Linked DNA regions of Mus musculus: all the other regions are linked to region 4. A link is a loop called in an ENCODE intact Hi-C map of the cell type or tissue named here. Cell type or tissue: heart. All regions are shown on one strand. Each heading gives the region's core, and the rest is flanking DNA. Links, peaks and the distances in the headings are about the cores only.

The links. Peaks named below come from ENCODE experiments on the same cell type or tissue, not always from the same donor. Only the 100,000 strongest peaks of a DNase experiment are listed, where the experiment ranks them.
Region 1: a loop joins it to region 4, with 2.8 times the contacts of the local background. A loop is called at or near these places in 4 of 42 quality-filtered maps.
Region 2: it touches region 4 in a loop (2.1-fold over the local background); 4 of 42 quality-filtered maps call a loop at or near these places.
Region 3: it touches region 4 in a loop (2.0-fold over the local background); 2 of 42 quality-filtered maps call a loop at or near these places.

The regions. Positions count from the first base shown.
Region 1 is chr12:40,037,544-40,043,506 of GRCm38, forward strand. It overlaps Arl4a (ADP-ribosylation factor-like 4A), which reads right to left and starts at 444. Exons shown (of 2, transcript NM_001039515.1): 1 at 295-444. It overlaps Arl4aos (ADP-ribosylation factor-like 4A, opposite strand), which reads left to right and starts at 534. Exons shown (of 3, transcript NR_166749.1): 1 at 534-962; 2 at 2,144-2,277; 3 at 2,562-3,755. In heart, for the core only: a CTCF peak has its summit at 2,679; a DNase peak (open chromatin) is centred at 598; H3K4me3 peaks cover 795 bases; H3K27ac peaks cover 796 bases.
Region 2 is chr12:40,556,305-40,562,267 of GRCm38, forward strand. All of the region lies in intron 1 of Dock4 (dedicator of cytokinesis 4), which reads left to right. Among named protein-coding and RNA genes, the nearest start is that of Dock4, 110 kb to the left of the region's middle. In heart, for the core only: no CTCF peak of the experiment used is centred there; a DNase peak (open chromatin) is centred at 3,017.
Region 3 is chr12:40,534,300-40,540,262 of GRCm38, forward strand. The region is part of intron 1 of Dock4 (dedicator of cytokinesis 4); the gene reads left to right. Among named protein-coding and RNA genes, the nearest start is that of Dock4, 91 kb to the left of the region's middle. In heart, for the core only: a CTCF peak has its summit at 2,520 (motif pointing left); a DNase peak (open chromatin) is centred at 2,142.
Region 4 is chr12:40,443,113-40,449,075 of GRCm38, forward strand. It overlaps Zfp277 (zinc finger protein 277), which reads right to left and starts at 2,678. Exons shown (of 12, transcript NM_178845.3): 1 at 2,554-2,678. The coding sequence starts at 2,647. Dock4 (dedicator of cytokinesis 4) reads left to right here and starts at 2,941. Exons shown (of 53, transcript NM_172803.2): 1 at 2,941-3,282. The coding sequence starts at 3,246. Gm40406 (a long non-coding RNA gene) reads right to left here and starts at 2,547. Exons shown (of 2, transcript XR_872699.3): 1 at 1-2,547. In heart, for the core only: CTCF peaks have their summits at 2,959 and 3,627; DNase peaks (open chromatin) are centred at 2,869, 3,739 and 4,679; H3K4me3 peaks cover 3,617 bases; H3K27ac peaks cover 2,302 bases.

The DNA of each region.
Region 1 (5,963 bases), core at 335-5,334, 410 kb before region 4:
AGGGCTCGCTCTCGGCCCTCCGGCACCACCTGTTGCCCTGAGTGGGAAACGAGCAGGCATCGCAAAGGACGCCGAGCCCCTGCTGCAGGTCCGGTCGCTCGGCCGCCTCGCGCACCTGCAGCATGGGCCACGGTGACGCGGCCCTACGCGGCGGGAGCGGCCCACCGCGCCTCAGCTCGCCGTGCGCCCAGGCTCGCTGGGCCGCGCCAGCCCCTCTACACACCGAACGCCTCCGGCAATACTGCCTCCGCCCCGCCGCAGGCCTCTTCTCCAACATGACCCCGCGCCACTCACCTGGCTGACGGTCCTCCGTCGTCCCGCCTCCGCGGCTGTCAGCCGCCGGGGAGTCTGTCCCCGGGCAGCGGCGAGGCCTGACGGCGGCCGGGCCGACGCCGCGCGCCAGCCGGGCTAACGGTGCTCGCCAGCCTCGCTCCGGGCCGCGGCTCCGCCCCTCGCGCCGCGCCTGCCCGCGGGGGTCGCGCGCGCGCGTGCTGGCCGCGTCTCCTAGCAACGCCCAAACAAGGTCACGTTCCAACCCTTTCGGCGCCCGCCGCCGGCGCAGACGGGCGGGGCTTCGGCCGCGGGTTCTCGGTCTTTCTGCCGCCCCAGGCTGGGTGCGGGAGGGCGTCGCCGGTACCGCCCCTCTTCCTGTCACCCTAGGGCGGCCTCTGGGCGACCGCGGTGTTGATTCAGGGTCCTTGATGTTGGAGGACACTGGCCGGGTGGGTCCCTTACGTCACGTCACAAGGCAGCCTGGGGGAGTCTGCGCTGCCGCCCTCCCTAGCATGTGCTGGCTAGGATGGTAGCCTACCTTTTGTAAGCCAAGCGCTACCTCCTAAGTGAGTCTACGCCCCACAAGTTGGAACAGGAACCAATGCCCCTATTAAGGAGGAAGAAACGCACTTTGGAAACGCTAAATATTTCCAGTAGCCCAAGAAGAACGGGTGATGAAGCTGCAGCTGGTAACTTATGACTAGTGGTAAAGCACATTGGGCTCCATAGTGTAATTGTGTACCACTATGTTTGGCCTTAGGAGGCAAACTGTCGTTTTTGTGAATATTCCAGTCTTTGTAAAAACAGAATGAACCAAATTGGTCATGAACCAATTATAAAACGTGACCAGCAATCTTTTAAAGATGTTTAGAAAAACAAACAAAGGGCATTTTAAAGCTTGGTAGAACCTACAAGAAATTTTTATCTGGAAGGCTATAATAATAGTGCAATTTAAAAGTGTATTTTAAACTAGATTCTGGCCAAGCACTTGAGAGGCAGAGGCAGGCAGATCTGGATGCTTCAGGGCCAGCCTGGTCTACATAGAGAGTTGCAGGCCAGCCAAGGCTACGTAGTAAACCGTGACTCAATAGATACATAGATAGATAGATAGATAGATAGATAGATAGATAGATAGATAGATAGATTGTAACTTTCCTAAGAAATTTCCTGATCTTAAAATTACCATAGCCAGTAGTATTTATTTTATGAATAGTAGAAAGGATTGGGCTTCTTTCTGTTGTTTTTGTTTCTTTGTGGTTTAGTTTTTCTGTTGTTTTGTTGTTTTGGTTTTCGGGGCTTGTTTGTTTGGGTTTGGGGTTTTTTGTTTTGTTTTGGTTTGGTTTTTGGTTTTGTTTGTTTGATTTTTGGTTTTGGTTTTCAAGATAGGGTTTCTCTATGTAGCCCTGGACCAGGCTGGAATCAAACTCAGAAATTTGCCTGCCTCTGCCTCCCAAGTGCTGGGATTAAAGGCATGCACCACCCTCACCACTGCTCACCTTATTTCCATTGTTTTTAATAGCTGATATAAAAATCTAAGGAATAATAAGCACAGTGCCTAGCTTTAAGACAGCATCATTAATTTAGGAAGAAAAATCTCAAATGGCATATTCTATAAAGTTATTGAATGTAATCTGAACTAAAGATTGTAACTAAGTATGGGCTCTCATTAGCCAGTTACAGTTATTAACATAAAAAGGGAGAAAAGCTTTTGTTCAAGAACTGCTCTCCTTGGGAATTTTAACAGAGATTCTTTATTAAGCTTGAATTGCTTGCAAATCTCCTTAAATAATTTAAGGTAAAACTGCACCATTTATAGTATTTTTGAGATCAAGATCCTACAGGTATTTCATGCTCGGTTCCATTTTTGCAGTCATAGACACAAAGCAGGTGAGATCTGACAACAGTGAGACTCCATCCAGCCTTGCAGAAAACATCTTGCTGAGCTGCACTTCAGTGTGTTACTCTGAGCTTTTGACTAGAACGGCCACTAGCAGCCTGCAGCCTGTGAGTTCAATTTGAGAGATAAGTATTTTTCACGTGTCTTTAAGAACTCCAACGGAAAGAAAGACTATTTAATATAGACAGACCATCTGTGCCCCTAAAAAGCTTCAATTATTTGGCATCTACTGCTATACAGAAAAGTGTTTTGTATGCTTTATCTATAAGCAATAATATCCATATAAAAACAGCAGCAAATGATTAAAAAGCCACAAAATTTCTGAATCCCACTCTTCATTTTGCTGCACGGAGCCCATGTAGGTGTTTTACTTAGGTGCTCTTTGTTCCAGAAGGAGTTACCTTTGTGCTGCAGTTGAAGACCTGCACTGCTGCATCCTGAGGTGTCCTGGAGAACATCTGGAGGGTCTGTGGGAGATTTTATTTTTTGAGGGCAGCACTGCCATCTGTTGTAATGTGTTTGAAACTACAGCTGTTAAGTTTGCATCTACCTAAATATGGGCAAGTTTGAAACTCTCCTGAGACACTGACAAGGTTAGGCAGACACTAGGGCCTGACAACTTTCACTTTTTAGTTTCAGTTCTCCAGACTCAGCTCAAGACCTCTCCTGTCAGAACCATCAAAAGAGGAAGCAGGGATTGATGATCATATTTAAGAAGGTGTTCTGATTAACTAATGACAAGCCATCTTGAGCAACTATTTTTAAAATGTATAAGTTTTCCTTTCCAATAACTATGCTGGTGAACTGACACTGTTTCCATTTTTAACCACATCTCCAATATCAGAACAGTTCTGATGTTTGTTCTCCCTCTAAGACAGAAAGCGTGAGGGTCCATTGCTGTTGTTCTCAAAATTTCTCAATGTACCCCAAGATTTCCCCTCTCGTTCTGACAGAGCTAAGGAGAAGGTCAGTGTGCCTGCTGGATACTGGTAGGTTAAAAAGATCATAATGCAAGAAGACTCTCACCCTTCAGTTTCTCTGAATCTTGTTCTATATTTTCTCTCCAGGAAACCTGCTCCAAATTCTGGTGCAGATCTCAGTAAAAAGGTTTTTATTAACAGGCTGAAGTGTTTCAATTCACTGGAATTGGCACACTACACATTGGAGCCAAACTACCATGGTTCAAGTCATGCTCTGTCAATGTTGACTAGTCTCTGATCTCTATTATATTAAGAAAGGTGAGGGCTGGAGAGATGGCTCAGCAGTTAAGAACACTAACTGCTCTTTCAAAGGCCCTGAGTTCAATTCCCAGCAACCACATGGTGGCTCACAACCACCCATAATGAGATCTGACATCCTCTTCTGGTGGGTCTGAATTCAACTACAGTGTACTTATGTATAATAAATACATCTTTGGATCAGAGTGAGCAGGGACTGAGAAAGCAGAGTTGACTGGAGCAAGCTGGGCCAATCAGAGTGAGCAGAGGTCCTAAAAATTTCATTCCCAACAACCATATGAAGGCTCACAACCATCTGTACAGCTACATTGTACTCACATACATAAAATAAAAAAATAAATATTGAAGAAGAAAGAAAAGAAAGACAGACAGAAAGAGAAAAGGAAAGAAAGGTGACCTTTCTCAATGTAGTCCTAATTTTTTTTTTGCCCTACACAGTTTTGCAGAGAAATATGAGTCACAGTATTAATGTGTATTTAATTTCTTATTTTACTTTATTGTAGCACAATAATATATAGAAAAATACAGATATGCAATTATATGTAAGTGAATATGCTCTGGACTTGCTTGTGCTGTGTACTCAATGCTTAGTCTTCAGTGTGTTGGTGTGGAGACGATGAAAACCATAAGAGATTTACCTAATGAAGGTAATTAGATCATGATGGTACTGCCCTCAGACAGGACCATGTTGGCATCAAATAGCTAATCACTAGAGTGGGCTATTAGAAAGAAGGATGAGCTTGGTTTGTCCTCTATCTCTTACTTTCTCTTTCTCCATGTTTCCCCTTTTCTGAAGACCTCTGCCCTGAAGCCCTCCACCACAGCTGACGACATCTGCACCATACTCTTGAACTTCCAAGGCTATGAAGTACTTGAAACTCTTGTGTTTATAAATTACCTATTTTAAGCTGGGTGGTGGTAGTAGCACATGCCACTTTAATCTCAGCACTCAGGTAGCAGAGGCAGGTGGATCTATGAGTTTGAGGCCAGCCTGGTCTACAGGGTGAGTTCCAGAGCAGCTACACAAGACAGCTACACGCACACACTAAGGCTTGTGCTTGACTCAGTGCAGTAGGTCTATAAATGGCTCTTCAAGACACAGATAAGAGGATTTCCATCTGACTAAGCTAAGCATTCTCCATTGGAGTCAAGAGAAAGGAGGTTGACCCCTCCTGAGAGTGAGCTGCTGGGTCTTTCTGCCCTTCCTGTGTAAATATTGCACAGATATGCCAAAATGCTTTGAAAGAATGCCAGTGTGTCAGCTTGGGAATGCATTACCTTGTTTGAGAAGAGCCTTCTTCGCCTCTCTTGGTATTCACTCTAATACCTTTCACTTTAGATTATTACTTGTGTTTGACAGTTTAATGTTTTGTGTGTGTGTTTAAACAGAGACCACTCTGCAAGGATCAAAACCACCCCAGGATTCTTTAAAGAGTGGGCTGATAAATCTGAAACCACCCCTTAATGAGTCCTAATGCTTTTACATTTTAAAATTTGCCTTTTTCACAAATAGACAAAAAGATTCTTCTGCTATATGAATCTAATTAGGAGAAACTAATATTTCGTTATTTGTGTGGTCCTTTATTTATTGTGAATTATTTATATCCCTGTGCACATTATTTAATATGTCCCCGTGCACATAATTTAAATCATACTTTTATTTTAAGAATTTTGAAAATTGGATGTCAAAGAACTTAATAAATGCCTCATAGTATCTTAAAAACCAGACATAATCATGTCTAGGTGAGATGAAAAGGGTCTACTTATTGGCATAAAATCTTGATCCTGATCTGATCTCTTCTCTTCCCTTGTTGGGAAAGGGAAAAGCATAGATTCTCTTCACAGAACACTGCAGAAGCATGACGGCTAATTCATGTGACAAGCAGACAGGTGAGTTCACTGAGTGCCCTGACTGTAGTGACAAGAAAGCTGAATTGGGTATATGTTTTTGACCCACCTTTGTTTGACATTTTCCCAGTTTGGACAAGCTAAGCTGCCTTGCTTCAAGCTTTTTAAACCTTATAGAACCTAGAACAGTAGAGACCCTGTAATCTGACTTAGAAAGATTAGTCACAAGAAAGAATTATAGTGATTCTTCTCCTTCCCTCATTGTGACCAGTTATTCTAACTCAATCTTGGACTGGTCTAGTAATAATTCCAGTATTAGAGATTCCTAGAGAAGACAGCTAAAATCTTAATTACCTAGCAAAGTTAATTTGGAGCACAGCCTCCACTCCCATAGAAGCTGCAGCCACCTCCCCCACACCGGGAGCTCTAAGTCTAAGCTTGATCATTGCTAAATTGCTATTGAATGGAGTACCTGGACTTCCAAAGTACCAAAGAAGCTTTCATACTGTTACTTTTCACGGTCTTGACTTTGTCTTTCAAGCAGGTCGGTCAATGCCCTTCAACCTGACTGCAGCAGGTGTACAGCCTCACCTCCAACAGCGCAGGTGGCAGTTATTAATCTTCATCAAGAAGCATTCTAGTACATAGTGTGGCTTTGGTCTGAGTTGGGAATAAGGTGTGCTAATGAGGGCTGGACAGTCAATGAC
Region 2 (5,963 bases), core at 470-5,469, 110 kb after region 4:
TTGCCTTTTTCTGTACTTTGCTCTGTTTCTTTCTTTCTTTTTTCTTTTTCCCCCAGAAAGTGAGTTTTGTTGCCATGGACTTGACTCTGGGAAATAAGGAGGTAATGTGTAAAGATAAACTCTGGAAGTTTATTCATTTTGTTATAATAACCAACTTAGGTAATTTACTATAAATTCTAGACTTCAGATTGTTAACTTTTCTTTCTTTCTTTTTTTTTAGATATTTACTTTATAAACATTTCAAATGTTGTCCCCTTTCCTGGTTTCCCCTCCAAAAACCCCCTATCCCCTTTTCCCTCTCCCTCCTCACAGCTTACCCACTCCCACTTCCTGGCCCTGGCATTCCCCTACACTGGGGGTGGGGGCGTAGAACCTTCACAGGACCAAGGGCCTCTCCTCCCATTGATGACTGACTAGGCCATCCTTCCTCTGCTACATATGCAGCTGGAGCCATGAGTTCCACCATGTGTGATCTTTGGTTGGTGGTTTAGTCCCTGGGAGCTCTGGGGGTACTGGTTAGTTCATATTGTTGTTCCTCCTATGGGGATGCAAACCCCTTCAGCTTCTTGGGTCCTTTTTCTAGCTCCTTCATTGGGGACCCTGTGCTCAGTCCAATGGTAGGCTGCAAGGATCCACTTCTGTATTTGTCAGGCACTGGTGGAGCCTCTCCGTAGACAGCTTTATCAGGCTTCTGTCAGTAAGCACTTGTTGGCACCCACAAAAGTGTCTGGGTTTGGTGATTGTATATGGAATCAAGCAACTCATAGAACTGCCAGCAGGAAATTGTCCCATCTCCGGGTGCTTGCAAATGTAACAAATGGAATGATAGATATGAGAACCTGGGGAGATGGTGCTGGCTTCAAACATAAAATGAAATAGTTTTCAGCTATAGGGATGCCATATAAATATAGATGCTGTAATTCCTAATATGTAATCACTCCACTTCAGTGGCATTGAAATTTACTTTACCTCAGTGCAGTTGATGGAGGAAGGGCCTGTTAAGAAGATTAGTGTAATGAACCCACTGAAAAAAGTACATTATAAAATGAGAACATTATTTTGGAGATGACTAATGGTAAGTATAATTACTGCTAATTTCATGTATGCTTAATCTGTCTTAACACAGGCCCAGTCTTCTTTTACCTGACCACCTCTATAATAAATCAAAAAAAAAGTGTTTCATTATTTTAATATATTCCACAATCAGTAATATTAATTCAACATGTATTTCTAACAAAATTACGTAGATCAGATTTTTACCATGTTTAGAAGCATGACATAGTTTTTGGTTGCATTAAAACACTATTGAAATCATGTAGCTGCTTTGTCAAGTGCTGTGGTAGTTAGTATTTTTCTTTCCCTTCTCCTTTTCAGTTAGCAATCTATAAGCCAAGATATGCATTAAATGGAATGTAATGTGAGAGGAGAAAGTGAGGTCATGGCTGCCCATAAGTGCCTTCTCATCTCCATTAGTCAAGGGTTTAATTTAATAATGCCTTCCCTGCATTACATACAGGAAGGAAAAAGACTTTTGAGATAGGCAACAATTATGTTGTTTGATTTGATGGGAAATCCCGTCCTGTCTGGGGCTTTCCAATCCTATTTTTCTCCCCCAACCCTCAGGGGATGAGAAGTCTATTTGAACCACAGAAACCCCACCTCTCCTTCCTTCTTTCCTTGGCTCTCTGGACACTTACCCCATCCTAGACCTACCAATGGACCATAGCAGTGGCTGGTAATTTACCCACTGGCATCACTATTCTTTGTGTGTATTCCCAGGTCTTCTGTTAGGTGTTGAGACCTCACTTAGCATGGTTCCATTAGCAGAGATGCTATTCATCGCAGACATGGTGCATGTGAGCGATGTTCGTTGAATTGTATTGCCCCCTTGCTCTGTCATCCCCAACTCTTAGTCTTGACATTGTGGACTATGATCTTTGAATAGATTTTTTTTTCATTAGTGAGCCCCATATTTAATTGCCAAATTTCTTTTCGGTCCCCTAAAAAAACCCAACTATGTAGTATTTATTAAATATGAGCTTTGCATGAAATATTGTATGGAACTGTTAACAATAGTTTATTCTTACTTCTATTCATAAAACATTTCCAGTAGACCAGGCATGAGGCTCACAACTTTAATCCTAGCACATGGGAGGCAGAGGCAGGCAGGTCTCTCAATTCAAAGCGTAGAATATAGATCATTCTAGGGCAACCTGGAGTATATAGTACCAAAACCCAGAATCTGGAAAAAAGAAAGAAAGAAGGAGGGGGGTGGAGAGCAGAAGGGGAAAGAATCAGAGACAAAAGACAGGACAAATGGAAGAAAAATCAGAAGTTTCAGAGGATTCTATAGTGTTTATATAATATTTCTGTGAATTGCTGTTTTTCATGTTGTACACTATGATGAACTCTGAGCTACAGTTGTCTCCTGGAGGCTGAGTTATTGTAATGCAGCTTGACTTTGTCCTGTGTGGTTCTCTGGCCTCCCTACTTCCTTCAGTTGTCCACATGACTTGTCTTCCCCTGGTGCCCCGTTTCTTCTTCCTGTTTCAGCTCTGTCCAGTCACTTCTGTCCCGGTATTTTTGTTCCCCCCCCCCAACTTTTTTTCTCAGTCATTGATGGCCTGTTGCCTGTGGGCTTCTTGATGGACGCAGTAGGAATGCACACCTGCAGTCATCCATGTCTTAAGCCTTTCTTTGTGACGTTGCACAGCTGGAGCTGGTACTTACACTGACTCTTACTCTTACACACTACAGATTTTCCATGGCATGAATATATCTTTGTAACAGTGAGGTACCTTGCCATCGCCACTCAGGGGCCAGCTCGCTGTATTCTAGCGATGGTGACCGGGATGGTTAGAGGCTGTGAAAAATGACATGACTTGATTCCTTTCCAGATTAGTATCTAGGAGTTGTGCAACAGTTCTCTGGAACAGAGGAACTGTGTCATCCGTTTCTACCAGACGTGAAAACAAAAGTCTGCCATACGTCTGTGCCTGTGGCCAGATCGATGGGAAGTTCTGTTCCTGTGTGTTGCCGCCAGTACAGAGCTGCACGTGATCTCGTCTTGAGCAACTCAGTCAGGCACAGGAAATTGAGCCATGGCTAAATTATGTGTCAGGGAAGAAGAATTTCTGAAATGTTGTCTAAGTGAACATTGGCATAGATAAGACATTTCCCTATCAATACAAGAAAACAATCTAAAAGAAATACAAGCTCAAAATTTTATTTATAGAATGTCCAGTTTGCCCTGTTAGGTAGAATTGCTAGATTTAGCAAAGAAAAGCTTGTGATACCAGTCAGGCAGTATAAGTATGTCCCATGTAACATAGGACACATGCTTATATTAAAATCTTACTGCTGGTTCCATTTGACCTCTGTATTTAGTTGGATATCATTTTTCTAGTAATTTTACTTACTTTTCAGGAAGTGTATTAATTCGTGTTTCCCTAATGGCAAATTAGAGTACGGATTTTTTTTTTAAACAAATAATGTTTTAAAAATTTGTCCAAACATTTGCTCCCCCGATAGACACTTATTTAAATAAGGAATGATATGAATTTAAGGGTTAGTCGAACAGGCGTCCCTATAGGTATGGTATATTAAAAGTGAAGATAAGGCATCTTGGAAATGAGAAAGAAGGATTTACAGTTTCTGTCGACCAGAAAGCTCTTTGTCTCTGTTCTACTCTTGGGTTCTAAGTATGTTCTCCGGAGACTATGAAAAATAGGAGTTAGTGCTTGTTGAGTTCCGTTATATGAATGGGCCCACTGTTTCTTTTTAGTTTCTCTTTCTCACAGTTGCCATAAGAGATATGATAGGTGCGTATGATATAGCCATTTTGCAGATCAGTCTGGCTTTAGACACCGAGTGTCCTTCGTTAGTCTCCCGACTGGCTGGTTTATACAGTTACGTTCCACCTTGCTAAGCTCAGTGCAGGGATTTTAATGGCCATTGTACTGGATGCTAGGCCATGTAGGTCTTGTTTTGTTTTCTATGTGAGTAACATACTTTACATAGCTAATTTACAATGAGTTTTTATTTTATTATATTTTGAGACAATATCCGTAGCCTGGCCTCAAATCCCTGGCAATAATTCTGCTTCTTACTCCTCAGTATTCTGTATGTAGGCATGAGCCACCATGCCTGTGCCTGGCATTTCATTTGTGTAATGTTATATCCATCTTGCTGCTAATGATTAAACTTTGTTGTTGTTTTTAATTTAACTTGTTTTTTATGTATTCACTTTATGTCCCACTCACTACCCACCCCCCTACTCACCTCCCTCCCACAATCATTCTCCCTTCCCCCTCCCCTTCATCTCTGAGTGGGTGGGGAGCCCCTCTGGTTCTCCCCGCCCCCCACCCCCACCCCCTGCAATTCAAGTTTTTGCAAGACTAGATGCTTCCTCTCCCACTGAGGCCAGACAAGGCAGCCCAGCTAGTAGAATATATCCCACAGACAGGGGTATATATTCAGCTTTTGGGGTAGTGCGTGTTCCAGTTGTTTAGGACCCACAGGAAGGCCAAGCTGCACATCTGCTACATATGTACAGGGAGGCCTAGGTCCAGCCTGTTATGTTCCTTGGTTGGTGGGTCAGACTCTGTGAACCCCAAGGGTCCAGGTTGGTCGACTGTGTTGGTCTTCCTGTAGAGTTCTTATCCCCTTCAGGGCCTGTCATCCTTCCTTCCATTCTTCCCTAAGTGTCCCCAAGCTCCATCCACTGTTGGCTGTGGGTGTGTATATCTGTTGGAGTCAACTGCTGGGCAGAACCTTTCAGAGGACAACGTGATCCTGTCTGCAAGCATAACACAGTATCATTAATAGTGTTAGGGGTTGGTGCTTGCCCATGGGATGGGTCTCAAGTTGGGCTGGTTATTGGTTGCCCATCCCCTCACTCTCTGCTCCCTCCCCCATGTCAGCATTATTTGTAGATAGGACAAACCTTGGGCTGAAAGCTTTCTGGGTGGATAAAACTTTATTTTTATGTACTATTCTAGTACGTGCATGCATGTATGTGTGTGAGTGTGTATGTGTGTGTGTGTATGTGTGTGTGTGAGAGACAGAGAGACAGAGAGAGAGAGAGAGAGAGAGAGAGAAAGAGAGCACACTTGTTTTGTCATTCATTCATTGGTATACATCTAGGTTTGTGCCTAGCTTACTTATGAGTAGTGCGGTAGTAAACATATAGATGAGCTGTCACATTGCCAGACTGACTTCCCTCCTTTGCATAGATACCCAGAGGTTACTCTAAATAGTGTAAGAGAGTCCCCTTTACTTAACATCCTTTGCAATATTAATATTTTGCAATATTGGTTTTATTATAATTGTTAATTTTGTTTTAAGACAGTATATAACCTATGGTTCTCTCCTCCCTCAGGCTCCCTAGACCACCAGCATGCACCACCATGCATAGTGATTTTTGTCTTATACATCAGAGCCATTCTACCTGTGGTGAGACAGTATCTCGGTGTGCGTTAGATGTTCATTTCCTGGATGTTCAGTGATTAGTTGAATGCTTTTTGCTTAGACTTTGGCCATTTGTGTATCCTCTGTTGAGAAATGTCTGTTCTGGTTATTTGCCCATTTTTAATTAGATTATTGCTTTTATTGTTATTTTGTTCAGTGCTTGGTTTTTATTTGTTTGTTTTTAATTGTACTTTTAGCCAGGTTAAAACATACTGTTGTCTGCATAGTATTGTTAAGAGTCTTTAAAGTTTATTCATTTTCAACAGTTATAAAAGATACCTGGGAATTCAGTTATACTTGTTAAGCCTTAGAGCTTCTTTTATTTTGCCTCACTCTGCTTACCTACCACATTGTAGAAGCTTATGCAATTCACTGGTAGTAATCATCTGTGTCGAGAGTGGCCCCCAGGCTCAGGTGCATGGTTGAGTGCATGAGGGAATTCTCTCCGCATTGATACTTGACATTCCCCTGCCTCTGCTTCCCTCTAGCTAGCT
Region 3 (5,963 bases), core at 361-5,360, 91 kb after region 4:
CTATAGTGCTTGCATCTTGATTTTGGCTCTCATGATTATTACATTTGCTTTATCTTAAAAATGATTCCAGATGATTAAACTATTGTTAAAAATCACAGATAGAGGTCCCGTTCCGCAGCTTTCGGTCACGGTGTTTACTTTTTGTTTTGAAAGTACGTTGAGCTTTCATTGCTTTTTTATATTTATTTTCCGTACGTATTCCTCTGGGGTCCTTATTGTTACTTTTCTTAATTTTATTTGGGGTAAGGCTGAAATGAATAGAGGCTAGTTACTGAGAGCATGTACTTAGTATTTTTGTAAGAAATTAATTAATTTGAACACATCTTAGATCACCTCCCAAGGGGATAGTGACTTAAGACTTGTGCTAGCTGATTTAATCTCTCTCTATAGTCTCGGGTATGTTTCTGAGAACGGATACTATTTCCATATTTTTTTTTAATGATTCACAACATCATCTTTTGGGGATAATCTAAAGTGATGCATTTAGATTTCTTTCTTGTTAGAGCAGTTATCATTGTACCCAGCATCCTCCAGTGTTACTGATCTCATTGGGTTGAGCCCATTTACTGCTATGATAAGAATTTTTCCACCGAGCATTGGGTGAATTCTACACTATTCTGTATAATCTAGTATTCCTCCCTAGATCAGAACATTTTGAAAACTCTGCCTCATTTATTTTTTATATTCTTTCTATATTGCTCACCACGAATGTAAAACACAGTAGGTCATCTGGGTTTTTTTCCTTCTCATAAGAAATGCTGTATACTTATGTAGTCAAGTTATGCCACAGAGGGAATGGTGAGTGGGGAGCAGAGATTCCCACTTTTGATTCTCAGAACCTGGGGCGCAGCCAATTAATTTTCAATTTTGACACTTCCCTTGCAGAGAGCTAAGTTGCACCAGCCGAGGCTTGTGGATACATTCAGAAAAGCTGTAAAAGTTTGCAGTTGGTTGCTTGGTTGGTTTGTGTTTTTGTTTTGTTCTTTATTTTTTTTATTTACTTTTTGTACCATCTCACTGTAGAGGTGCCTACTGTCATGATAACCTTGCTAATGGGGAGCTCATGGCTCCTTAAAGAGTCATTCTCTTTCTACAGTGCACTCAAAAGTAATGCAGTGGTAATGCCATCATGGGCCACGGTTCAAAGTCCTGACCACACGGTAGCAGTAGAACGTCTGCTGTGCAGGTCCTGCAGTGAGACTGAGGGAGGATTAACTTACCTGACGCTGTTCACTGATTGCCACTGTTGTAGGCAAAACCAGAATGGATGTCTTTGCAGAGCCTGTGACACACTGTTGTCAGCAGGGAGAAGACTGGGGAGTGAGGTAGGGTATTGTAGAGTCCTGGGGAGGGTCATTTCTAGATGAATTTCTGCTGCGGGTGAGGTGGCTTTCTTACTACAGATCAATTCTCTGTTTTATGTTGATGTACAGGATAGGGTCTCAGAAAAAAAAAGGTTCAAGAATGTTCTTGAACACTTGTGGTTTTGTGACTCTAGGGGCTGGAGGAAGCTCTGAGTGGGTGAAGTCCTGAATATGTGTGCGCTGTTGCCAGGGGCACAGCCATGCCAAGAACCCCAAAGGAATGGCAAAGCCCCTGTCCCAGCCATGCTTCACCCCACCCCATGAGACTCAGAGGGATGGTGAACTTCACTCAGGGGACCAAATGAGCGCACTGACAGCTTTTGCAGACTGTTCCCCTAAAGAGACTGATCCTATGGAGGTTCACTAAACCTGTCTCCTTGCTCTACCATAAACTCTGCCTTCTCCTTTCTCTGACTTCAGTAACCCTGCCTCCTTATCCAGCTGTGTACAATCACCCTGCCTTCCTGTTCAGCTCTAGATGAAAGCACACTGAGCCTACAGGGTAAGCAGCTTCTCTGGATAGGAGCCCACACCACCCATTCCCAGCTTTCTGTCCGTGTGTCTCCAAGTGACATATAGACATCTGCCTTTCTGTCTTTTCTGCCTTCCTTTGATGCTCCAAGTGTGACACGTAACTCTGAAATTTTCTATGCGTATCATCTTTCCTCAGCCCTCACTATCTCAAGTCTGAGCCTTTTCATGGACACATGAAATACACTGTAGTTCTGGTTCCTCTGAGTGAATAGGGTTTCTGCCCCGCCCAGGAAACCAGACTGTGGTTTTCCTCTGGGTTTTAGGAGACTGGGCCTAGCCAGAAGAGGGGAGGGGACTCTGCAAGTGTGGTTAGCTTTCTCCTGTGAGCTCCAGTTCCTGTTCGCTTTCCACTCCTCCTGAACCTTGATTTTTTCCCCCCAGTCTTGTTCTGATTTTCTGTTTTATCTCCACGTTTAGGGATTATGATTTGAGAATTCAGAATAAAACTAAATACAGCGCGATCTTTTCCTGTTACAGCAGAAAATAAATAGGGTTCATAAAACTAAAAATGAGGGGCTGGAGAGATATCTCAGTGGTTAAGAGCACTGACTGCTCTTCCAGAGGTCCTGAGTTCGAATCCTGGCAACTACATAGTGGCTCACAACCATCTGTGATGAGATCTGATGCCCTCTTCTGGTGTGTCTGAATACAGCTACAATGTATTTATAATAAATAATTAATTAATTAATTAATTAATTAATTAAAAAAAACTAAAAATGAGACTTTTATGTATTTTGAGTTAACTTTGTAGATTTAAAAAAATATAACTTATTTATATTATTCATATGTGTGTCTGTCTGTCTGTCTGTTTCTCTGTCTCCATGGATGTGGACATCAGATGACAGCTTGTGAGAGTCAGTCCTGGGGACTGAACTCAGGTGACCAGGCTTGGTGCCTTTAGCATGGAGCCACCTGGCTAGTATGACTTTGTAGGTTTTTTAAGTGGATTATATACAGTACTACTTAAATTCAAACATGTACTTAAGTCAGTATAACTAGAGATGGGCAGTGGCATCTGTGTGGGTTTGTGGGAAATGCTAATTTTTTTTTTCGAGACAGGGTTTCTCTGTATAGCCCTGGCTGTCCTGGAACTCCCTCTGTAGACCAGGTTGGCCTCGAACTCAGAAATCTGCCTGCCTCTGCCTCCCAAGTGCTGGGATTAAAGGCATGTGCCACCACTGCCTGGCCCTAAAATATTTTTAAGCTCCATATTTTATTAATAACTTACAATTTTCATTAGTGTGAGTTGGGAGCTTTAAAGGGTTAATCCATTCATAAATATTAATCTCTGACATGGAGAATGTTTGACGTGTTTAAAGGCATCTTTCTAGGTGTTTGGGCATGTATTAACTCTGTTATTCCTTATGACATATTATAGATCATTCATATTGCTCTAACAAAAATGCTATATAGTCTTAGAAGCTTAAGCAGCAAGTATTTCTGGAACCCAGAAAAGGTGCTGCAAATGTAGAGTCTAATGAGGGCCAGCATCTTGGTTTGTAGGTAGTTCCTTCTTTAGGCCTTCTATGGCATGAGTTCCTATTTATGAAGACCCTATTCTCTTACAAATGTACTACAAATCTGTCTTAGTTGATTTTCTATTGTGATGAAGACCATGACCAAAAGCAACTTGGAGAGGAGATACTATATGTTAGCTTACAGTTGTAGACCATCATGATGGGACATCAGGGTAGGAGGAACTCAAGGTAGAACCTTGAAAAAGGGAATGGTGCAGAGCATGAAGGAATGCTGCCTACTGACTTGCTCCTCATGGCTTGCTCTGCCTTCTTTCTTATAACCCAGGGCTACCTGCCAGTGAATGGCACAACCCCAGTAGGCTGGATTGTCCTTCATTAATTATTAATCAAGAAAATGCCTTTCAGATTTGCCTCAAGGCATTAGGATGGAGGCATTTTCTCAATTGAGGTTTCTCTTTCCAGGCAATTGCAATTTGTGTCAAGTTGACAAAACATTTCACCAGGAATCTGAGGCAGGCAACTCACCATGTGCATTTCGAGGAGACCCAAGCCTTCTTTCTGTCAGGGCGCCTTCCCCATGGCCACTGGGCTAGACAGTGGGGGGACTAGCCCTTGAATGCCTGCCTTATTCTCTGGACTCTTCCTTGTTCATGGTTTTGTGTTGTCTGTCCTAGGGCTTCCAGCATTACACAGGGTCTTCTTGTCCTTTCTTCAACTGCTTGTCAGTTTCTCGGTCACCTGCTCACCAGATACACAAGCAGTTCACAGACTGACTAGAAAATAGCAGAACTGAGATCTGCAGGCAGAAAGTACTCGTGAACCTCAGGAAAGCCTTGGGGCGCTGTCATTGGAGGACGGTAGAAGAGGACCGAGGCCAGGAAGACAGTAAGAACAGTTGCTCATCAAGTATAGAAAGCCAGAGTGCTGGGATAAGGGGCAGCTTCGATTTGAGGACAAGAGGAAGATGAATGTTTTTGCTGGTTTAAAAAAGGTAAAGCAGTTATGGTTGGAAAAAGGGATGTTCTGGAGTTGAAAAATACCAAAAGGCCTCATTTAGAGAGATTTCATCATGTGAAAAGTTATAAAACAATAAATATAAAATTAAGCCCAGAGAATTGCTTTGGGAAGTTGGCACTGGGTCATGCTGTTTTTTTTTTTTTTTTTTGGTCTGTCGGTAGCCTCTGTAATAAGCCTTTTTATTGGTCCCATTTATCTTTTGACATAGAAGTGCTTGATGCTAAGCCGTCACGTGTAAAATCAAGCTTTGCTTTTTATGGCGTATGTCTCACTCTCTAGGGCTGGGGCTATGGCATAGTCTGGGTCACTGTTGCCTTGATTCAAAAGACATTTTGAGTAATAAATATTATGGGTGAATTTCGTAACTAGCCTGTGAAATGTACAGTAGTAAATCACCGTAACTTTCCCTTGGTGTAATGCAGCAGAAGTTATGTTGATGGTGTGTGTGGCTATGATAAAATTGCTTGTTAGTTCTGAATAGATGACTGGTGTGTGTGTGTGTGTGTGTGTGTGTGTGTGTTCACCATAATAATTCCCATCTTTAGAAGTAGTGCTCGTAGATCCTAGCCCTGAGCAGGAGGAAGAGGCAGAAGAAAAGAAGGAGGAAGAGGAAGAAGAGGAGGAAGAGGAAGAGGGGTGGGTGGGAAGAACAGGGGTTCATGGTCATTCTGCTCTACATGGGGTTCTGTGTCAACTAAAAAAAAAAAAAAAAAAGAATCCAAGTGATGCTCAAAGTGGACTTCTTTCCATTCTATGTGTCTTTTTCCATCCTTCCCTATATCACTCTGAAATTCAGTTCCTAGAATCTTCTGACAATAGATGGCTGCCCTTTCTTTTGAAATTTCTCAAAAGAAATGTCTGTGTACTTGGTAATTGAAATCTGAATTCAAAAGTCACTGTGTAATATATGATCCATTCCTTATGGAGGAATTTTTTCTGAGTGCTTCTTTTAGTTCACATGATGTGTGTGTGTGTTTTCATTCTGTATATCTGCTAGTGTGTGTGTGTGTGTGTGTGTGTGTGTGTGTGTGTGTGTGTGTGTGTGTACATGAATGTGTATATTGTATATATGTGTTGAGACTGGAGGTAAATGTTGGTTGACCTTCTTGATAGCTCTCCACCTTATTTTGTGAGACTATCTCTCACTGAACCTGGACCTCACTGATTCAGATAGATTGGCTGGTCTGTGACCTCTAGGGATTTCCCTCCCCCCTTCTCTCCAGCCTTGAATTATAGTCATTATATGTGGGTTTTCAAGTTCAGGGGAATCTCCATTAATGTCTTTATGCTTACACAGTGAATGCTTTACCTGCTGAGCCATCCTTTCTGCCCCATCCATTTGTTTATCTGGATATGTAGCAATAGAGAGAAATACAGCTTTTATTTGTAAGTTGTCTTTGTTAGGGTTTTACTGCTGGGAACAAACACCATGACCAAGACAACACTTACAGGGACAAGATTTAATTGGGGCTGGCTTATGGGTTCAGAGGCTTAGTCCATTATTATCAGAGAGAGAACTTCCAGGCAGGCACAGTGTAGGAGGAGCCAAGAGTTCTACATCTTCATTTGA
Region 4 (5,963 bases), core at 740-5,739:
GTACTGACAACAAAATAGACTTTTTGATTTTTCTCAAAACATAATTTTGAGGTGAACCAACCAGTATAGGGACTTGGGGAGGAACGGACTAAAGAAACCCCTGGAAGCGCAGAGGTCTCAGCGAGGGAGCTGTATATGCCTGCACTCCACCTAGTGACTCCTTGTAGCAGAGATTTTATAGAACTGCTAGGATTTCTGTTAAATGGCTCCTCAGGCCCTTTTGTCTCAGGATATTAAACACACAGACTGACATTTTAATTAGAATTGGAAGAAACCTCTGAAAAGCAGCAGTTTTCCAGAAATTAAAGAGGTCTGTGATTTTACAGAGAAAGACATCCTGGATAACTTAAGAAGAAATTACTCCTAATGCAATTATTCCCACCTATACTATGTGTCCCATTTTGCAGGATTTGAAAAGAATTCTGATAAAGTCATAGAGTGATCCATTATTAAAGGAGAATTTTAATGACATAAGAATCAGTCATGAAGCTCCCCCAGTCACTGGTCTAAATCAATGATAATACTGGGCAGTTCTGAAGTAAGGAGAGGGTTTGTTTTTGTGACAACCACTGAAAATTCACTGCTGCTCAATGGTTTTGTGGAAGATAATTTGGAGCCTAAAATTAAGTTTTCATTAGTCACCCAATTCAGGCTTACCATATTTCAACACTGGTCCTTGATTAATAATTTCCTTATACTTTTTGAAAATACTAAGTGGGTAAAGGACACTTGATTATTATTGGGAAATATTCATGAGTACTTTTAACAGGGAAAACTGGCATTCATGGAAAACTCACACAAACTTAATACTCTACTGGGCAAACATCTATCTATCCATCTATATTATGTATATAATATATGACAAATATATTATACATATATATAAATCCACTCTCTGTAATGCTATTGAAAATCAGAGCTACTTTATACATTTACTAACAGGGGACTGGCTAGAGTATGGAATATCTTTCCTATGGAACATGAGTGTATTCACTAACAAATGTAACAAAAAAATTGATATAGAAGTATCTTTGATAAACAATAGGAAGAAGAAAGCTGTAGATCTTTGAGTTTACTAGAATCATCCCTCTTATTTTAAAATGGGGTATACAATGCATATTATAAAGGACTATGTTATAAAATATGCATCACTTTTGTCTTTATAAGTGGAACTGTGTAGTGGATGTTACTATTATTATTATTTTTTTAATCTACAGACCTCTGAATGAAGTGCTTGAAATATTTGTAATGAATTCTAAGTGTAAGGTAATTATTTATGCTTTAGAGGTATTTTCAAGTTTTCAAATAAATTAACCCGTGAGAAAAAGTTATCAGTGAGGAGAAGAAGCCGGGCAGTGGCGGCGCACGCCTTTAATCCTAGCATTTGGGAGGCAGAGGCAGGCGGGTTTCTGAGTTCGAGGCCAGCCTGGTTTAGAGTGAGTTTCAGGTCAGCCAGAGCTACACAGAGAAACTCTGTCTCTAAAAACCAAAACTAACCAACCAACCAACCAAAACCCCCACAAAAACAAAAACCATAAACAACGCCCCCCCCCCCCGCCAAATTATTAAAGCTTCCAACTTTATATCTTAAAATGTGGAATTTTGGTGATCTGGAAAAACATAAGTACGGGATATATGGCAAACCCATTGATAGGAATCTCACTCATGGAAAGTGGGAAGAAATTGCACTTTTATTTCCCTGCTACTGAGATAAAAAGCTGTGAAGGTTAAATGGAAAAAACATCAACAAGGACTGAGAACCCAAATTAACCCCCAAAATTAACACTTAAACAAAATGGGTGGGGAGTGGAGCGCGACCAAAAGAAAAGGTAGTCTATGATGAAAGTTTGACTTTTGGTCTCTACAGTGGAACTGAAGAAAGCAGCAAAGTCAGGTTGATACAAAGTAGCTGTGATGAATTTTAAAACCCTATTTTAAATATTCTGTGAGGGCTGGAGTGAATTTAATTCTCTTTTCTCTTTCTCTTAGAATGTAACATCTCCCAGGCTACAGGGCCAAATGATACCTGAGACACACACATCCTTTCCTTTTGAAGAGGACTACAACCTGCAACCAGCAAATAAGTATTAGAGAGCCGTGACGTGACTAGTCTCCAACTTGGAAACCGGTCCCAAACTACATAAAACACCTTCCCAGAGCCAAATTCAGCAAACCGGGGAGAGCGAGGGCTACAAGTCAGGAAATAGCGGCTAATCACAGCTTTACAGTCACACGTGTGCAACCCAGACCTGACCCACACCCACTTGGCGGCAAGTGCAAAGCACAGAATTCCAAACCGGAAGACAGCAAAGGAGCTTTCTCAGAGGCCGGGAAGGCAGCTCTTCACATTTTCTGCTCCCACCCCAAAACAGCTTCAGCCTGGCAACCTCCGTCTGCCCAACCCATATCTCTGGGTCCCGCCCGCGGCTTTTTCCCTGGCACCAAGGTGGTCTCCCAGCCGACCAGCTTCAAAGGTTTGAGCGGCTGCCAGCTGCACCTCGGGCACAGAAGAAGGAAGACAGATCACCCGCGCCTAAGGGACAGCACACTCACCTTCATGATCTGTGTGTCCGATTCCGCCGCGGACCCCGCGGACCCCAGCCTCCCGGGGGTCCACAGGAAGCCCCTGGACCTCACTAGCAGCCATTACCTGGCACAGTAGAAAGGGGCGGGCCGTAGGCGGGGCGGAGCGGTGATACACCAATAAAAACGCGCCTGGGGTCGCATGCCGCCTCACTGAGGGAGTTCCTACACGCCTATGCTGTGCCGTCACATTTTGGACCAATCGATTGTGGCGAGCCTAACTAGGTGCCCCGCCCCCAACCGCTGTAGTCCCGCCTCCTTCCGGAGCCGGGAGCGTAAGAACTACAACTTCCAGCATGCCGCGAGGCAGTGGGTAGGCAGCGCTGGACGGGCGCTGACGGGCGGGGGTGCGCCCGCGAGTGCCCCGGCGTGTTCGCTTAGTTCAGTGAATCAGAACAATGACTGCGCCGCCGGGTCCCCGGGAGCGCGTCGCAGGGCTGTGAGCAGCCGCGGCCGGCAGAGCGGCGGGCGGCTCCGCCTCGGCGGTGTAGTGTCAGTGCCGGCTCCGGAGCCCCGGGAGCAGACCCTGCCCAGCGCCGCAGCCCGCGCGATCCGCTGTGCTCCAGCGACACAGCTGCTCTTCGGGAGCGGTGCATTGTTGTGAGCCACTGGAGGGGCGCGGGGATTGCACAGCCCGGAGCCCCTCAACGCCCTTCATAGCCATGTGGATACCTACGGAGCACGAGAAATACGGCGTGGGTGAGTGCTCGCGGGCGAACTTTTACCACGCTCTGGTCCTTGCCCCCACGCAGCTCGCTCCGCTCCAGGCTGCAAATGCCAGGTCTTGGCATTGCACAGCGGGTCCCGGGCTTGGCCGCACCGGCCTCCGGCTGAGGGGCGAGCACTGGGGGGCTCGCTCCTCACCGTGCACTCGGCGCTCCTCGAACCCGATCCCAGAACGTCCGGACTGCCGCTCCGGTCTCTGCTGGCTGGCGGAGTTTGGAGCGGCCGCGGGGCGTGTTGCGTGTCAAGTTGGAAGGGGAAGCCAACAGGGTTTCTCTCCCTTCTACCCCTGCTGGCCCACAGCGGCAGAGAGCTGGCAGTGGGCTGCTAAGATTTCCCGGGGTGATGAGGGAGACCAGGAACCGGCTGCTAGAATACTCCCAAACAGTAGGGAGGCGCGAAGTCCCTGCGGCTGGGGTCGGCATTCCCAGAGTGCAGAGTGTAGCCCCTGTGACAGACGGAGTCGGGACGTAGCCTCCTTCCTCCCTCGCCTCCCGGGTGTTTGGGGTGTGTGTTGCGAGCAGGGGGGTTGGTAAATTTCAACATCTGTGCTCCTGCGCTCTTTGGTCCTTGGAGGGGAACCGAGATTTTGGCAGGGTTTTTACTTCTGGCCACCTTCTCTACCAGGGAATGAGCGCAGTGGGGGTCATAGAGGCCGGCTGGAAAGTGACGAGGGAGAGGAGGGTCAGAAAGCCTGGCTCTTAGAGGCTGGCAGGCAGCTTTAGGAGAGGACTACCCTGGCACTGATTTGAGAGAAAAAGGAACAGGATAGCATTCACTGTTCTGTGCAAAGGTGAACAACAAAGACCATTAATGTTGACTGATGAATACAGGAGGCTCCCTTCCCTTCCCTCCTCCCTTGTCGGTAGGATTACAGTTCCCGTTTTTGTTGTTTGATTTCAGCTGGGTACCCCCCTCCCCCTTTGACAGTCACTCCTTTTAGGGTTGAGACTATTAAGAAGCCAGGCTCACTGACAAGCCCGAATTGGCCAAATGCAATTATAACCTCCCAGAAGGTCTAACAGAAAGAAAGCATTATAGATTTTACTGACAATCTTCATTTCCTATAATGCCCCGTTCTGCCGATTGGCGTTCTTGTTTTTATTGTGGACGGACCTAGTAATTTATATGATACAGAGACGTATTTATGCTCTGACTTCATTCTCCTGTAATTAAAAAAAAATCTGTAAAACCTTTCAGGGGAACCCTAATCACTGCAGATTTTACCTCCCCTACTTTGCCTAGGGATCGGACTTTATCTACTGAAGGGACTCTCTGATTCAACAGTCATGTTTTCCATGAGCTTCCTTTCTGGGCTGTGACTGGTTAGCAAGACAATAGTTTGTCGTGTGCCCACCTTTGCGAAAGGTTTCCAGCTTCTCTTGCCAAAGGGCTCTCCCAGAGTGGTGTAGATAGAGGTTGTTTTCCTCTCTGTTCCCTCCTCTTTTTTTTGGGGGGGGGGGGGATCAGATAACCCTTGCAAGGGAAAAGGCATTTCCTTGTCTGAGGGCTGAGGAACCAGAGGGCACCAGTCTTGACACCTGGTGCAGGAATCTCAGATCCACCCCGGCAACACTGTCCACCTTAGAGTCAATCCCAGTGGTTGTGTTCTTGCAAGTGTTAAATGATACAGGTTATGGATGACATTTATTTTTCCAGATTTCCTTCCGTGCCAGGTCACAGCTGGGTGCTGATATCGATTAGTTTTTCTCTCGCCTTTCTTTACAAGCTGTGGGCAGAGGCTTAAAAACCACTCTGGGATTTCCTGGAATGGCAACCGGATATGATCAGTCAAGTGTTTTGAGCTTGCAGCCAACACCAAGGCTTGGGATGCTGAGCCCGGTAGGGAGGTGAGAGGGTGTGCCTGTTTGGGAAAGGGAGGTGGGAGGTGAGATGAGAGGTGAGAGCACAAAGCGAGCTTCTGCCCCCCCCCATCCCCAAATTGTTGCTGAGGTTCTCATTTCTGCAGTATCACATACTCAAGAATGTTAATCATTGTTTATTACTAAGTTTTGAGCATTTGGCTTGCGGAATGCTTGGTTGTTTTTGAGAACCCATCTGTTAGGCGGGTGTGTGATGAAAATTTTGCTAGGATACTTACCCGTGGACTTTCATTTCTCACCATGGTGAGCAGTATTCGGAGCTGCTTAGATTGAAAAGTCTTTAAAAAAAATTCAGATCTGAGTTATGGTTTCCTATTATTACAGAGAATATATGTTATGCTTGGCTCATAGCGGGTATAGAAGTCAATTTCCTTGTTCTTTGCAAAAAATATGTAACTTACAATACACAAAGTTTCAGTATATAGTGTGTGTTTTTGTAATGATGCCTCTTAAGTATGGCCTTTCATACAAATAGATGTATAACATGATTATATATAAAGTAATATAGTGGATAAAATTACTAAAATTTTATCCTTGTAAATTTTGTACTTGAAAGATAGATATATTAATATATACTCAAGTCTGGTACATAGGAATTCTTTTTAATGATGAATTGATGAGTGAGCATAAAACAATCTACACTTTGTCTCTGATTTTCAGGAAGTACACTAGTAAAGCTTTACTGCTGAGGGATAAGAAACCTTTCCTTTAAAATATATATATATTAGTAGCTGAACTTGGTGGCATAGACTTGCTTATAACCTCAGCTACTTA